2 separate regions of the Homo sapiens genome follow, and region 1 is linked to region 2. The links are chromatin loops, found by intact Hi-C in ENCODE. Cell type or tissue: mammary epithelial cell. All regions are shown on one strand.

Region 1 (8,000 bases), 46 kb before region 2:
TACAGATGGAAAATGGGACATCTGGGTCTGATGAATTGGGTGATGAAATATTTTGTGGGGTCCAAGTTGCATTGTATGTTCCACCACAAGGCACTGGAGAGGGAGGAAAAAGCAACACAGGAGACATTTTATTCATGTCTCATCTCAGGCAATCTTTGCAATTCTGTCTTCCCTGCCTCCCACCCCGGAGGAGCTATATTTTCATTACTCTATTAAGAATTCAGGGTTTATATCCTTGACTAAAGATTGTATCAAATTTGTACCACAGATTAAACATACAGTAATTAACATGGTGTTTAGCAATTGACATTGAGTTTAGATAGTAATTGACATTGAGTTTAGTAATTAACATTGAAATTTCGATATAATAAGCAGGGCATTCTTTTCAGTGCATAAATACATGTGTATTTCATAACATATAAAAATGCTTCTATTTACTCACTGTCCATGATGGTGTATGTAGCATTAAATCCTTCCCTCTCTAATGTTAAGTCACTGATGAATTGAACCGTAAGGAAGTTACCAGAAGAGATAAAAGGAGCAGGTACTGTGGAACCACAAAACGTTCCAGCCAAGTTCGCATTTTCACTATCCCCATCATATAACTGAGAAGAAAAACAATTCATTACTTCTCCATTACTTACAAAAAATTGCATATTTCACACTAAATTGGACGCGAAGTTGCAATAGGTCACGGTAAACATTTTTACATTGATTTTCTTAGAGGTAGTCTTAATTTAGGAACAGAATTATAATTGGATTGATTATATTATGACTTTCAGGAAAAACCTGTTATGACGCCTAACATTTTTTTCCTCTTTGGGAAATATATGATTTTTAAAAGAAGGTGTTATGAGAGTCCGCTCACCCACTGCTACTTTAACCTCTGCACCGACTCACACTATGGCCCCAACTGCTCTGATCTCTTGCCTAGATGATCACTGCAGCCTCCCATGAAGCCCCTGATTCTGCTCGTGTTCCTCTTTAGTGTATCCTCAAAATGTCATCGAGAGGATACTGTTAAAATGTAAGTCACACCATGTCACTGCTCTGCTGAAATCCTCCTAACTGCTTCCCATCCACTCAATCAAACAGCCAAAGGCATCACAATGGCTTTCTCTCCTCTCCCACCCCTGACCTTTCTAATCTAATTTCTTATTGTCTTCACTTTGTTCGATTCCGCTTCTTGAGCCAAACCAGGTGTGTTGCTGCTTCTTGGGTATGGCATTTGCTGTTCACTTTGCCTGGAATGCTCTTCCCTGTATATCCACATAGTTTGTCCTCGTGCATTTCTTCAGGTCTTTACTCACATATCCCCAACTCGGCCGGGCGTGGTGGTACACCCCTGTAATCCCATATACTTGGGAGGCTGAGGCAGGAGAATAACTTGAATCTAGGAGGTGGAGGTTACAGTGAGCTGAGATGGTGCCACTACACTCCAGCCTGGGTGACAGTGCAAGACTGTCTCAAAAAAAAAAAAAAAAAAAAGATATCCCCAACTCAATAAGGCCTTCCAGATGTAAACTCTCCCAACATTCCCATCTCCTTTCCTGCTTGATTTTTCTCCACAGCAACTGTTACCTTCTTCTATATACTACATATTTAGCTTTTTTTTTTTTTGAAATAAGGTCTCACGCTGTTGCCCAGGCTGGAGTGCAGTGCTGCAATCATAGCTCACTGCAACCTTGAACTTCTGGGCTCAAGTGATCCTCCCACCTCAGCCTCCCAAGTACCTGGGACTACAGGTGCATGCCACCATGCCTAGCTAATTAAAAAAAATTTTTAGAGATGGGGTCTTCCTATGTTGTCCAGGCTAAACTTGCTTATTTCATTGGCTTTCTCTCTGAAGACAATACAAGTTCCATGAATGTACAGATTTCTTTTCTGCTCACTGCCATGTTCCCAGTTTTTAGAAAAGTGTCTGCACGTGAGAGGCTCTCAATAAATATCTAATAAATAAATAAACAAGTGCTTTGATTCCTCTGTCCCACTAGCCCTCCCAAAACTGTTCTCCCAGAGCCATCTTTACCTCAATGTTTCAAGCCTACAACTTTAGTCATCTCTGATTCCTCTCTCTCTCTCTTCACTCCACAACTACTCCAATCTACCTTCAAAATATATCCCAGAGGGCTCCATCTCCAGGTGATCTCCATCGTCCTTCACCTGTTCCCACTGAAACATCTTCTTAATAGGCCTAATTCCGGAGCAGCCATAGTGTTCTCCACTGAACTGCCTGCATGTCTGCAAACTCCAATGAGGTGATGCTCCTGCTCTGTCTAAAATGCTTCGGCAGATCCCCATTGCACCTAAAGTAAAATTCCAGCTCCCTCCCACAGTCTGCAAGCCCCAGCTGCTCTGGCCTGTGCCTCCTTCCCAGGCTGCCCACACCTCACTGCTAGCTGCACTTCCTTCATCCCAGGAGGACTCCTGTCCACAGCCCTGTTCCTGCTGCTCTTCCTTCCTCAGGTGAAGCTGAACCCACACAGCTAAGGACTCCCTGTCATGGGCCCTCACCTGACATGTCACCTCCTCAGAGAAGCCAATGCTATTGAATGTTGCCCTCCCATAGCATCATCCTGTTTTATTTTCCTATTATAATCAAAACTGATCTTATTTATTGTTTATTTACTTTGTCCGGTCTCTTTCCCAACAAGGATGTAAGTCCCACGTGTGGGGAGACAGAGACTCTGTCTGACTTCTTCACTGTGGTGTCGCCAGCACCCAGAACAATTCCCAACCATGGCTCCCTTCTAGAAACATCCATCGAAATAGTGGGTGCTTGGATTTCCCTGAAACACATAACTAGAAAATGTTTTCTTCTGAGTAATCTCCATTGTACTTCTAAAATGAGTGTCTGTGTGTATCTAACTCCAAATATTCAATTCATAACAGAGCTATGTGTTCAAGGCCTCAGAACAGCCATGACCATGACCACTGACATTATTCTAAAGTGCTAGGATTATGTAAGACAGGAATGACTAAAACCAGTCATTGTAAAAGAAAAAGAAATGCACCACTAGATGGCACTGTCTTTCCAACTTAAACATGATTTTAGTTAATTCAGAATCAGATGAAACTCGAGTTTTCTAATCTTCACCCCTTTGTTTCATGGAAGAGCACATTTGCCAAGTTTTAGGTCATGCACTTTTTCTGGTAAACAAGTTAAAATTTCATGATAATCATTGCTGTCTTTATGATCACATTTATATTAGCAAGCATTTTTATTCTGGGACCTGTATGCCAGGCCTCTGTGCTAGATCCCAGGCATACAAGGACATGTAAAGCCCTTTCCAGATCTTCAAGACATAAGACCCCTTCATGAACAAAGGAGAGTAAAGGTCTACAAATTAAATATACAAATACATATATTTGTGTAATATGCACATACACTATGCATACACATAAATATATGTGTATATAAATTATATACAAAATAGAGAAAAATAAGTGCTACAATAAAATAATGGGAGTGTATCATGAGAACCCACGTGATGGAGACAGACATTTGGGTTGGCCCTTAAATGTAAGTAGAGACCTTCCAGACCTGCGGGGCGTGGTGGCTCATTCCTGTAATCCCAGCACTTTGGGAGGCCGAGGCAGGCGGATCGCCTGAGGTCAGGAGTTCGAGACCAGCCTGACCAAAATGGAGAAACCCCATCTCTATTAAAAATACGAAATTAGCCAGATGTGGTGGCGCAGGCCTGTAATCCCAGCTACTTGGGAGGCTGAGGCAGGAGAATTGCTTGAACCCGGGAGGCAGAGGTTGCAGTGAGCCAAGATCGCACCACTGCATTCCAGCCTGGGCGACAAGAGCGAAACTCTGTCCCCAAAAAAAAAAAAAAAGACCTTCCAGACCTACAAAACAGGAAGGGTATCCCAGCCAGACAGTAATAAATGCCAGGCCATGGAAGTGTGAAATGCATGGCACGTGTCAACAACTTCTGACCCCCTTCATTGGCCCTGGAGGCCAGGGTGAGAGAACAGGAGAAATGACGAAGTCCAACAAACAAAGCTGTGAAGTTCCATACATTTCATCCAAGGAGTCTGGATCTGATCCTACGTGATGTAAGATCAGATTTGGGTTTTAAATGGATAACTGGTAAATGTGAAGGAAGGTAGGAGGCAGAAGCCAGGGCTGGATGGAAGGAAATGACATACATACCTGGCCCCAAGCTGGTCTTGTGTTAGTTCATTCATTGCCACAGTAAGATTTCTCCTAAGTGAGTTGAAATAGCTTGTGGCCTCGGGATAACTGACATAGGAGGCTCTAAACTCCTCTGCCTCAAACCCAAGATCTCTATCTGCTCTCTTGTTCTCTGATAACACTAAACCTTCACTACAGACTTTTGCCAGGTTGCCCTACAATGCGTTGCAGGGGACGCCCTATCCAATGATGAGGAGGGGGAATCATATATAAACTGGGATATAAATGGTGCCTTTAGGATCTACACCATTATACGCAGCTACGGGCCACATTCTGGGAGCAAACATTTCCTGGCACAACTGCGATGGACCTGGAGCTTGAATTACGTTCTAAGTCTTGTGGATGTGGGTAAGTGCTGAGAAGAATGTTATATTTTCTCAACTTTTAGAAATCTGATCATTTTAGAATCTGCTAAAGATCCTGAAGGCATTGTACAAATAACTTAGTGGCAGGCAGGCTCTGCTACAACCACGGCAAAATCCCACATTTCACCCAGCTATTGACTTGAGCAGTTAGAAAAACTGGGAAAGAAAATTTTTGGATTTTAATTTCTATGAACTTTTAATGCACAAGGGCAATAGACTTTGATATTGGACTACAATTCTTTTCAAAGGTAATAATTTCATACATTAATATCCTTAGGACTTTATCTTTTAATATTTTCCTGGGAATTTGATCACAAGAGGATTTTGATATTCTTACTGGGAGCAGAATCTTAGAGTATCTTCATGAATTCTTTGATCTTATTGCAGAACCTCTGATGAGGTCTGCTGGGCAACATGCCAGGGCATAATTTAGTATGGGAAGAAGAATAGAGAGTGACTTTTCCAGTTTGGGGCTAAACTCTGACCCATTTCAGAATCTTCTGGAGAAAAAAGTTATACTAGTCCCAGATGTCTGGGAAAAAGCCACAAAGAAGCAATGATTAGAATCAGCTCTACAAGAGCAGGAGTTTTCCTAGTATTGTTTTCTAAAATCTCAATGTTCTTCTCTAGTTCTTGCAGCAATGTCTAGAATATAGTAGGTATGCTAATTAACACTGAACTGAATGAAAGAATGAATGAATAGTAGGTACGACCTCATGTGGATAGGAACGTGATGCCTTCCATAGACTGCTGATCCTCTCCCCAAAGATGGACAGCCCCTCCTCAGCTCCAGTGTCTGACACAGACTGAATGGTTAAGCCCGGTGCATTAAGTCAGACCTTCTCAATGAGGTCAATACCACCCCATAGGGAGTGTTTTGCACAAGTGTGGTGGTTTTTGGGTCATCACTATAATTTGGGCCTATAACTGGCATTTAGTAATTCACAGGACAGTTTTGCAAAGTGAAGATTTTTGTCCCACATAACTTTTGAATGTCCTGTCAGACATTTGTGTAAAAAAAAACTTGTTTATAATTATTTGATCCCAGAACCTAAGTCCATTTTATATATAAACACAAAAATATTTTTGCACAGTTTTGATATGCACCAAATTTCCAGAAATGCAATTATTGTGTAAGCTGAGGGAAGACTGTACTTTGTTTGGTTTAGAAATGTTTGTTTTGAGTTTTTCCACCATTCTGGAAACTTATCTTGCAGATGGTGATGCTGCTATTGGCATGCGGGTTGCAAATATAACCCACCCGTATTTGTTTACATTTATACTTTTTATTCACCACCATTCTACATATAAAAGGAATCTATTTTATTATGTGACTTTGTGTAGCAGTGTTAGAGTATTTACATATACGAAGACACACTATTTTATATACTTTCCTTTTATTTCTCCTTTTCATTGCCTTTGGGATAGTACAGTGATTTTCTGAAATTACATTATGGGTAGGTTATAGCATAGATGACATTCACTTCAGGTGGGAAAGGAAGGATTACAAAATATTGGCTATGAAAAGGGGCAGTGACACCTGTAATCCCAGCACTTTGGGAGGCCAAGGTAGGTGGATCACCTAAGGTCAGGAGTTCGAGACAAGCCTGGCCAACATGGTGAAACCCCGTCTCTACTAAAAATACAAAAATTAGCTGGGCATGGTGGTGCATGTCTGTAATCCCAGCAACTTGGGAGGCCGAGGCAGGAGAATCACTTGAATTCGGGAGGCAGAGGTTGCAGTAAGCCAATATCACACCATTGCACTCGAGCCTGGGTGACAAGATAGAAACTCTGTCTCAAAAAAAAAAAAAGAAAAGAAAAAGAAAAAGAAAAGGGGCACGGATGGGGTTGAGGAAAAACTGGGCAATGTTAGGATGAGGACCTCTCTCTGCTGGTTCCATACTTCCTGGCAGAAAAAGTCAGCTAGGTTCATGCTCCTCTCAGTTTCGTAAAGGATAACAAAAGGGAGTGAGTTTCTGTTCATTTTGTAAATTCCAGCTCAGCCATCACCCTCTAGAAAGCCTTTCCTAGCCAAAACAAAGCCAATCAGAGCCTCTTCTGCTCTGCCCTTCTATGTTGTTTCTATTTATGATTTTTGTCATGTTATGCAACACGTTATACAATGTGAAAAAAATGTCCGTTATTTAAATGTGTTTGGCCGGGCGTGGTGGCTCATGCCTGTAATCCCAGCACTTTGGGAGGCCGAGGCGGGCGGATCCCAAGGTCAGGACATCGAGACCATCTTGGCTAACACAGTGAAACTTCATCTCTACTAAAAATACAAAAAATTAGCTGGGTGTGGTGGCGGGCGCCTGTAGTCCCAGCTACTCAGGAGGCTGAGGCAGGAGAATGGCGTGAACCCGGGAGACAGAGCCTGCAGTGAGCCGAGATAGCACCACTGCAGTCCAGCCTGGGCAAGACAGCACCACTGCAGTCCAGCCTGGGCAAAACAGCAAGACTCCAACTAAAAAAAAAAATGTATTTTATTTGTACTTTAAATGTAATTATTTAAATGTATGTTTTTTGTTTACATGTCAGTCTCCTACACTTTACTAGCAGCTCCTCAAGAAGCTTGAACTCTTCAAGAGATGTCTTTAACTCTCTACATCTCCAGTGATGCTGGTACAGGGCCTGGCACATACCCTTGCCAACTAACTCCTGCAATGGATGCGATGTGGATTTCAAAAGAGACTGCTCAGTGACATGCACAATTCACTACGTGATTCAGTTACCGTAATTACTCTCCAAGTCAACCCTTTCACAAACGATCATGATAGAATTATGAATGAATAATGGAATTGGTATGATTTTACTTGTGTATCTACCACAGAGTTCAGTTAAATTAGCTTTTCTAAAAAGTGATTTGATTATAATCTCTAAAAAAAAATCTAAAAGGAATCAACCGTCCCATTTATCACAGAAAAATCTCTTTAATAAAGAAAGCTCCAAGCTCCACATTCCAAGGGCTATTCTTTGATCTGCCAGTTTAGTGGTAGTTGGAAACGTTGCCAATGGAAGGAAATTGCTTTTCCAAGGGGGAAAACAAGAATAGTTCTGAACAGAATTTATTTGAAAAAAACGATATTTTATTTTGAAGCAAGAAAATAACTCCTTGTTTTTGATATTGCAGTTTCTGGCCTGAATGAATTGCGGAAATTCAGACAATGACAGGCTGTTTTGATGACATTATCAAATCACACTCCATAAAAATGGATCTTGAGAGTAAATCCAGTCAACTCTCCTAGCAGGGCCATACTCAAATCATTCTATAAGAATTTAAAATTGTAATTTTATATGCAAATCCATTATTTTTAGTTTTTAAGAAAAAGAAATTCCATAGTGCCCATGCCTATTTGGAATTACTCCAACGGGGAAAAAAAGGGAGGTAAATTTGTTTACAATTTATGTCAGGCACAGTGCTAAACGCT
Region 2 (8,000 bases):
CCCAGGCTGGAGTGCAATGGCATGATCTAGGCTCACCGCAACTTCCGCCTCCTGGGTTCAAGCGATTCTCCTGCCTCAGCCTCCCGAGTAGCTGGGATTACAGGCATGTGCCACCACACCTGGCTAATTTTGTATTTTTAACAGGGACAGGGTTTCTCCATGTTGGTCAGGCTGGTCTCGAACTCCCGACCTCAGGTGATCTGCCCACCTTGGCCTCCCAAAGTGCTGGGATTATAGGCGTGAGCCACCGTGCCCAGCCTATATTAATTTTATTAATTTACTTACTTATTCAATATTTGTCGAACACCTATGTTGACTCAATAAGACAGTTTCTCTCACTGGTTTGGTTAATAGTGTGTGCATGAATGTGGGTGTGTGTGTGCACACGTATGTCTATAAACTTTAAATGCAAGTGAATAAATTAAAAGCTATGTTAACATGAAACATTTCAGACTTATTTTCTTTAAGCAATTTATGCAATACTTGTGTTGTTAAAGTTCTGTCACTATTTTTTTACTTCTAGATGGAATACATAGAATAATACTTGTATTCTTTAAAAATTGGATGAAATTTTAATCACGTTTACATTAAATCTACTCTGTAACATATTTTCAATATTTTCTTTAAATGGTGAGTTTTAGACTTCTGCCTCTACTTACTCCTCATTCATTTCTGAAGAACCAATTAGAGTTTACTTAAGAATGAACTTATCTTCCAAGGCTATTATCAAAAGACAAGAGATAAGTTTTGGCAAGGATGTGGAGAAAAGGGAACTCTTCCTCGTACACTTTTGATGGGAATGTAAATTAGTGCAGCCATTATGGAAAAATGCATGGCAGTTTCCCAAAACATTAAAAATAGAACTACCATATGATCCACCAAGTTCATTTCTGGGCATAGATCCAAAGGAAATCAAATCAGCGTGTCCAAGAGATTATCTATACTGTCGTGTTCATTGCAGCATGATTCATAATGGCCAAGACATGGAATGGACCTGAGTGTCCACCAGTGAATGAATGGATAAAGAAAATGTGGTAGATATACACAATGGAATACTCTTTGGCCTTAAAAAAGAATAAAATCTTGTCATTTGTGACAACATGGATGAACCTGGAGGACATTATGCTAAGTGAAATAAGCTACACACAGAAAGGCAAACATTGCATGATCTCACTTGGATGTGGAATCTAAAAATGTCGAACTCATAGAAGCAGAGAGTAGAATGGTGGTTACCAGAGGCTGGTAGGGTATGTGGGAGTGGAGATTTAGGATATATTGGTCACAGGATACAAAATTTCAGCTAGGAGGAATAAGTTCAGGAGATCTACTGTACAACATGGTGCCAATAGCGAATAACAAGGTTGAATACCTGAAATACTTGATTACTTGCCGAATACTTAAAAATTGCTAAGAGAGGTTTTAAATGCTCTCCCCACAAAAAGTGCTAAGTAAGTGAGTGAGCAGACATGTTAATTAACTGGATTTAGCCACTCTACAACATGTACATATGTCAAAACATGTTGTACACCATAAATATACAATTTTTGTTTGTCAATTAAACGTAATTTTTTTAAAAGAATAAACTTACCTTCTAAGTGGAAGGACACAAAAGTCAAGAGGACCACTGACAGAGGATTAGCCTCTATGACATAGGTGCAATTCATGTTGTTGTCATATTGTTTTGGGTAATTTGGAGAAATGATGTAACCTGAAGGGCCAGTGAAATTACTTCCACATCCTATGTGGGAACAAAAAGTCATCATCAGATCATTTATTTCTCGTGTATCTATTTTGTCCATGAAGGAAAGAGGCATTTTCCTAAATTATCTATAGACATAGTTCCCTGAGATATTCCAAATGGAAGAAGCAAGAATGAAGAGAATAAAGCTCTGATTTAAAAACATACATATGTGCTTAATAAGAATATTATACATTTTTAGAAAATGCTGCAGAGTTTTATGGACTGAGTCCTCGTAATATTACCACAAATCTACTGCAAATCCCTTAATATTAAGATATTAAGAAAGGATAAACGAGCAATGATAGAATATGGTTCATGCAGATAAAGAAATAAAACAGATAAAAAATGATTTGTATCTGATTAGTACTTTACACAATTAATGTTTTTAAAATGTCTTATTATTAGAAAACTGCTATTTTCATTACCATTGTAATCTAGCCACAACAATGGTTGCTTTTTAAAACTAGCTGGATTTATTAATCCCAACTCTTATCAAATTCTTACATGCATCCCTGGTTTTCGAAACAGAAAGAAATATCTTTTCACCACTAAAATGATTTGTTTTCATATAACCATTGACTAGTTAATCCACTTCACTCTCTGATCTATCAAGCACGAAAATATCTCTATCCTTTTAAATTGACATTAAAACACACACAAGTACACACGTGCACACTTACACAGTGAACCACCTGCAGACCTAAGATTTGGTCTAGGGTTGTCTTTCAGTACTTCCTTTCCAGCACTCTCTGATTCAGTCTGAAAAACCTGTCTACTGTATTACTTCCTCTAATTCCTTTCCTCAAACTTTTCCCTAAACAGTGGTTTGCCATGAGTGGCTACACTTGATTTAACTCAGCCAACAGGCACACACCATTGCTTCTCTGACTTGAAAAATGCTACATTTCCCACGAATCTAATAGTGTACAATAGCTAGAAAAGGAGATCCATCCTTCCTAATCAAAATTAGGAAAGAACATTCCCAAAGAAACTGGCTCCCAAAGTTGACTTAGCATGAGAACCCTCTGGATGACAGTTAAAACATGCAAGACCGGCCGGGCACGGTGGCTTATGCCAGCACTTTGGGAGGCCGAGGCGGGCGGTTCACGAGGTCAAGAGATCAAGATCATCCTGGCCAACATGGTGAAACCCCGTCTCTACTAAAAATACAAAAAAAAAAAAATTAGCTGGGCATGGTGGCACACACCTGTAGTCCCAGCTACTCGGCAGGCTAAGGCAGGAGAATAGCTTGAACCCAGGAGGTGGAGGTTGCAGGAGAATGGCGTGAACCCAGGACGTGGAGGGTGCAGTGAGCCGAGATTGCACCACTGCACTCCAGCCTGGCGACAGAGTGAGACGCCGTGTCAAAAAAAAAAAAAAAAAACAGGAAAGACTTCGTCATGGAAATTCTGAATTCAGTTGGGCCTGGAGTGAGGCTCAGGAATCTGCATGTGTTTCAAGCCCCCCACGGGATTTTGTGGTCAAGGTGCCACAGGCCAGCCACACTGGTTGTTGCTAACGAACTAGCCATCTGCGCTTCTGCCCAATATCAGCCCACTCTGGATGCCAGGCTTATTTCTAGACGTTGGTTAGTGCCCCTCATGGCTTTTATATCACTTCTCAATTCAGTTCTGTTCTCACTGCTATTTGGAAGAAAGGTGTCTTCTTGGGATTAGGTGACTCATCCTCCCCGTAGACCCCCATACTCCTCCCCTAGACCCCCAGGTTTAGCCAACCCTGCCTGCCTGTGACAACCACACTCCCGCAAAGACCTCTGGGTTTGGTTCTTAGGGCTACTTACGGCTAACAAAGGACGCGGAGAAGCCCTGAGCTGGTGCCTCCTGAGACTGGAAGACGGCAGTGAATGTGTTACTTGGTGTGATAACGGGACCCGGAGCCACGTTCCCACAGCCAGTGGCTAGCAGGGCTTTGTCCACCTCCTCAGTTCCTGCCCACACCTAGCACGGACATACACAGAACTTTAATGCTCAAGGGTTTCCCATCAATATTTTAATGCACTTAGGTTTCAAAATAATGGCACTCACACGTATACAGAACTAAGCATAAGAGTAAACAAAACATGGACAAATCTGTAGTATTTTCTTTTGAGAATAATTTTTTTAAAGCTGTTTTTAAAATAGCATGTCCCATTCTTGACTTCTCTAAGGAGATGGTGTTCCTTTTTGCATAGCTGGGTGGTGATTTTTTAAAAATCCACCTTCCTGGATCACTGTTCGGTTTCCTCATAACTTCTAGTTGCCCTGACCTAGCCGAGCTTCCCGGGTGCTGAGGGAGACGGAGCAGCCAGGTGGAACTCAGCCCTGCTCCTGGGAAGATAGCAGATTGTGGTCACAGCTGGACAACACCAGCAAGCAAGAGGCACATCGTGGTGCATGAAGAAAGTGGGCATGAATTCCAAGTATACGTATAATCAGCATGAAATGGAATAAATCAGAACACTTCTTGGCTGTGTGGAATTGTAGGGTCCATTTTGATGAAAAGCTGACATCCAGTCAGTGTGTGCTATTCACCAAAAATTTGGTTGGCAACTCCCAAGTAGACCTGGGCTGTCACTTAATTGGTCTGGCCACCTCGAATGACTGAATTTATATACTCATGCAAAAAACAGTTGCTAGGAAATAAACGGTGAGCACCAAAATTCCAAATCAAACCAATTCTTATCAGTCCAGGGAAAAACAGAGACATGAATCACAGAATCATAAATTTACATGCAAAATTCCAGCTATAAACAAGGCATTATGATGGGGCTGTTGAGAATATATAATTGGTGGCTTTACCTAACTGGGGGAAGTGAGCCTGCCCCGAGCGAACCCCGATGGCAGGAAAGGCCGTGGCTAGTTCAGAGAAGAGAGAGAAAACCAAGGAGGAAGGGGTGAGGAAGCCTGCAGAGGGGGCTGCAGGACACGTTAGAGACTCGGGCCACTGTCCTGAATACAGCAAGGAGCCACCAAGAAGATTGGTTTTTGGAAAACATTACAATTCGGAAAATAGGAGTCAGAAAGGATGCCGGAAAACAGTCAGGTAGGTTTTGCCCTAGTTCAGGTGAGAGATCATGGTTATCTACAATGCTGAGTCACTCAAGGAAAGTATGCATATTAGGTAATGAATATACAAAACTTGGGGGAAAAAAACCCCAAAAACATTAAACATATTAACCAGAGAAGCTCGTCCTAGTTCAGAGGTCTCAACTAGGAGCAATTTTGGGACCTCTGGCAAGGTTTGTAGTCATTTTTCTATTGTCACACTCGGTGTGATGGGTAGTATCTAGTGGGTAGGGGCCAGGACTATTGCTACACAATCTGCAATACCCAATATGCCCTTTCTATCAACAGACAACTATCTCAAACAAGGATGTAGTTGGATGTGTATTAATCTTACTTGACTATTCAACATTTTCTTCACATGGAATGATACCAAATTACTCATTCCAAACACATCTCTTCTCAAGGATATTCCTCACCCACAGCAATAAAACATCAAGTCATTAAAAACATTTCTATTGGGAAATCAGTCCATAGCAAGAGATGTGAAATAGCACTGATTCATAGCATTGGTTTAATAATTCTCAGCTCTTTAAAGCCGTATTGTTTCAATTGATTTTTAAGCACTGGGTATCCAGCTGTTAGTCATCCTACTGAAGACAAATTATATTAGCCATTTATTAGATAAGGGAGGTGCCTGGCGCTGGACCTACTGAGAACAAAAGTGCAGATATTCTGCCAAATGCCTAAGATCAATAAAAATGTCAGGAAAAAAAATGCACCTACTCAATTTTACTTAATGATCTCTAATTAGATTTCCCCCTAATAATATATCCAAGGAAACAGTATATGGCAGTTTTTTATCCACATTTCATAAAATTATAAACACAATTTATCAATAGATAATCTGTATATATATTTTATATATATATGTATTTTTTTGAGACAGTCTCACTCTCACTCAGGCTGGAGCGCAGTGGCACAATCACAGCTCACCGCAGCCTCGACCTTCTGGACTCAGGTGATCTTCCCACCTCAGCCTCCCAAGTAGCTGGGACTACAGGTGCGTGCAACCATGCCTGGCTAGTTTTTTGTATTTTTTTGCAGAGATGGGGTTTTCCCGTGTTGCCCAGCCTGGTCTCAAACTCCTGGACTCAACTGATCTGCCTGTCTTGGCCTCCAAAAGTGCTGGGATTACAGGCATAAGCCACCATGCCTGGGCCATATACTATATTTTTACAAACATTACTAAACAGGCAAAGTAAGAAGGGCTAAAACTTAATAAAGAGCCTCAAGTTCTTTAATGAAGGAATCCAAGAATGCTTAAGTGCTTATACTTTTCTGAAGTCATTAATTATAGATTCGACAACTCTACCTTTTGGCCTGGGAACATAAGTTTAATAATAATGATGATAATGGTGATGACAATGGTAAAGAGTTATTCAATATTCATTTCTGCCTTGCCTATCAAGAACTCATTTCATTGGCTATATGACAGAGGACTCATCAAAACTATATTGAACCTACAAAATGTTACTTAACTGTCATCAGGTCAAAAACTTTCTGATTTTTCTTAGTGTTCTATATAATTCAGTCAGGTTGTAGGTTATATTTTATCATTCAACTATTTTTTAAACAAATGTTTACAGACATAATTGCAGATTCACATACATTTGTAAGATATAATATGGAGAAATTCCTTGTACACATTTCTGAGTTCCTCCAATACTGACATCTTGCAAAACTGTAGTATACTATCACAACCAGGTTACTGGCATTGACATAACACCAATTTTACTCAGTTTCCTAGTTTTACTTGAACTCGTGTGTGTGTGTGTGTGTGTGTGTGTGTATTAAGTTATATACAAGTTGTACACAATTGCATTCAAGATACTGAAATTCCAATACCACAGGAATCCCTAAGTTGCTTTTGTTGTTTATAACCACACACAATTTACTCCTACATTGCCTTCTCTCTAACCTCTGGCTCTCTGCTTTCCATTTCTAAAACACTATCATTTCAAAATATTATATAAATGGAACAGCAGAGTATGTAATCTTTGGAGGCTGCCTTTTTTCACTTGGCATAATCCCTCAGTGATTTGTCCAGATTGTTAATCTATAAATAGTTTGTTTTTATTCAGGAGTTACATTCCACGGTAAGCAAGTACCACAATTTGTTTAACCATTCACCTGTTGAAAGGCCTTAGTGCTGGTTTCAGCTATTACAAATAAAGGTGCTATTTATATAGATTCGTAAACAAGTTTTTGTGTAAACATAGTTTTCATTTCTCTCGGATAAATGCCCAGAGTGCAATTGGTAAATATTATGCAATTGGTAAATATTTGTCTTCGAATAGGTGTGTAGTGATAGCTCACTGTGGTTTTAATTCATACTTCTCCAGAAGTTAATGACGTTGAACATCTTTTCTGGTATTTATCATCTGTAGAGTCTCTTTGGTGGACTATCTGCCCATGTCTTTTGTCCATATTCTAATAGAACTGTTTGTATTTTACTCTTGAGTTTGAGACTTCTTTATATATTTTACATAGTAGTACATTGCCTATGTGAAGAAAATGAACAGACTGGCTACAGACTGGATGAAAATATTTCACATGGCATAAGATTTTTAATTTAAATGGGGTAAAATTTATCATTTTATTTTTTCTCTTATGAATCATTCTTTTGTTGTTTAATCTAAGACCTCTTTGCCTATCTCCAGGTCCTGAAGACATCTGCTATTTTTTTTTCTCTAGAAGTTTTATATTTTACTTTTCAGTCTATCATCTATTTTGAGTGAGGTTTTCTACAAAATAATGAGGTTTAGGTTGAGATTCATATTTTTTGCCTGTGGATGTTCAATTGCTCTAGTACCATTTGTTGAAAAAACCATTCTTCCTACATTGGAAAGTTTTTGCACCTTTGTCAAAAATCAATTGAGGATGTTTGTGTGAGTGTATTTCTAGGTTCTCTGTTTTCATCTGGGTTTTCAACCAATACCACATTGTCTTGATTACTGTAACTTAGATAAGTAAGCCTAGGTAAATAGTAAGGTAGAATTCTTCCTCCCATTTTATTCTTCTTTTCCAAGATTCTTTTAGCCATTGAAGGGTCTCTGCCTTCATATAAGTTGTGGAAAAAGTTGTCTATGCCTACAAAAGACTTTGGAGAAAATTTGATAGGAATTGCATTAAACCTATCCATCATTTTGGGGAGAAGGGACATCTTTACTATGTTGAGTCTTCCAATTCATAAA

What was found. Peaks named below come from ENCODE experiments on the same cell type or tissue, not always from the same donor. Only the 100,000 strongest peaks of a DNase experiment are listed, where the experiment ranks them.
Region 1: it touches region 2 in a loop (2.7-fold over the local background); 8 of 110 quality-filtered maps call a loop at or near these places.

The regions. Positions count from the first base shown.
Region 1 is chr10:16,840,443-16,848,442 of GRCh38, forward strand. CUBN (cubilin) reads right to left here. Exons shown (of 67, transcript NM_001081.4): 61 at 443-605; 62 at 1-93. Among named protein-coding and RNA genes, the nearest start is that of RSU1, 27 kb to the left of the region's middle. In mammary epithelial cell, a CTCF peak has its summit at 3,015 (motif pointing right); a DNase peak (open chromatin) is centred at 3,019.
Region 2 is chr10:16,886,829-16,894,828 of GRCh38, forward strand. CUBN (cubilin) reads right to left here. Exons shown (of 67, transcript NM_001081.4): 55 at 3,543-3,699; 56 at 1,589-1,738. Among named protein-coding and RNA genes, the nearest start is that of RSU1, 73 kb to the left of the region's middle. RefSeq lists a silencer at 768-968 and an enhancer at 4,443-5,642. In mammary epithelial cell, a CTCF peak has its summit at 4,660 (motif pointing right); a DNase peak (open chromatin) is centred at 5,273; H3K4me3 peaks cover 233 bases; H3K27ac peaks cover 928 bases.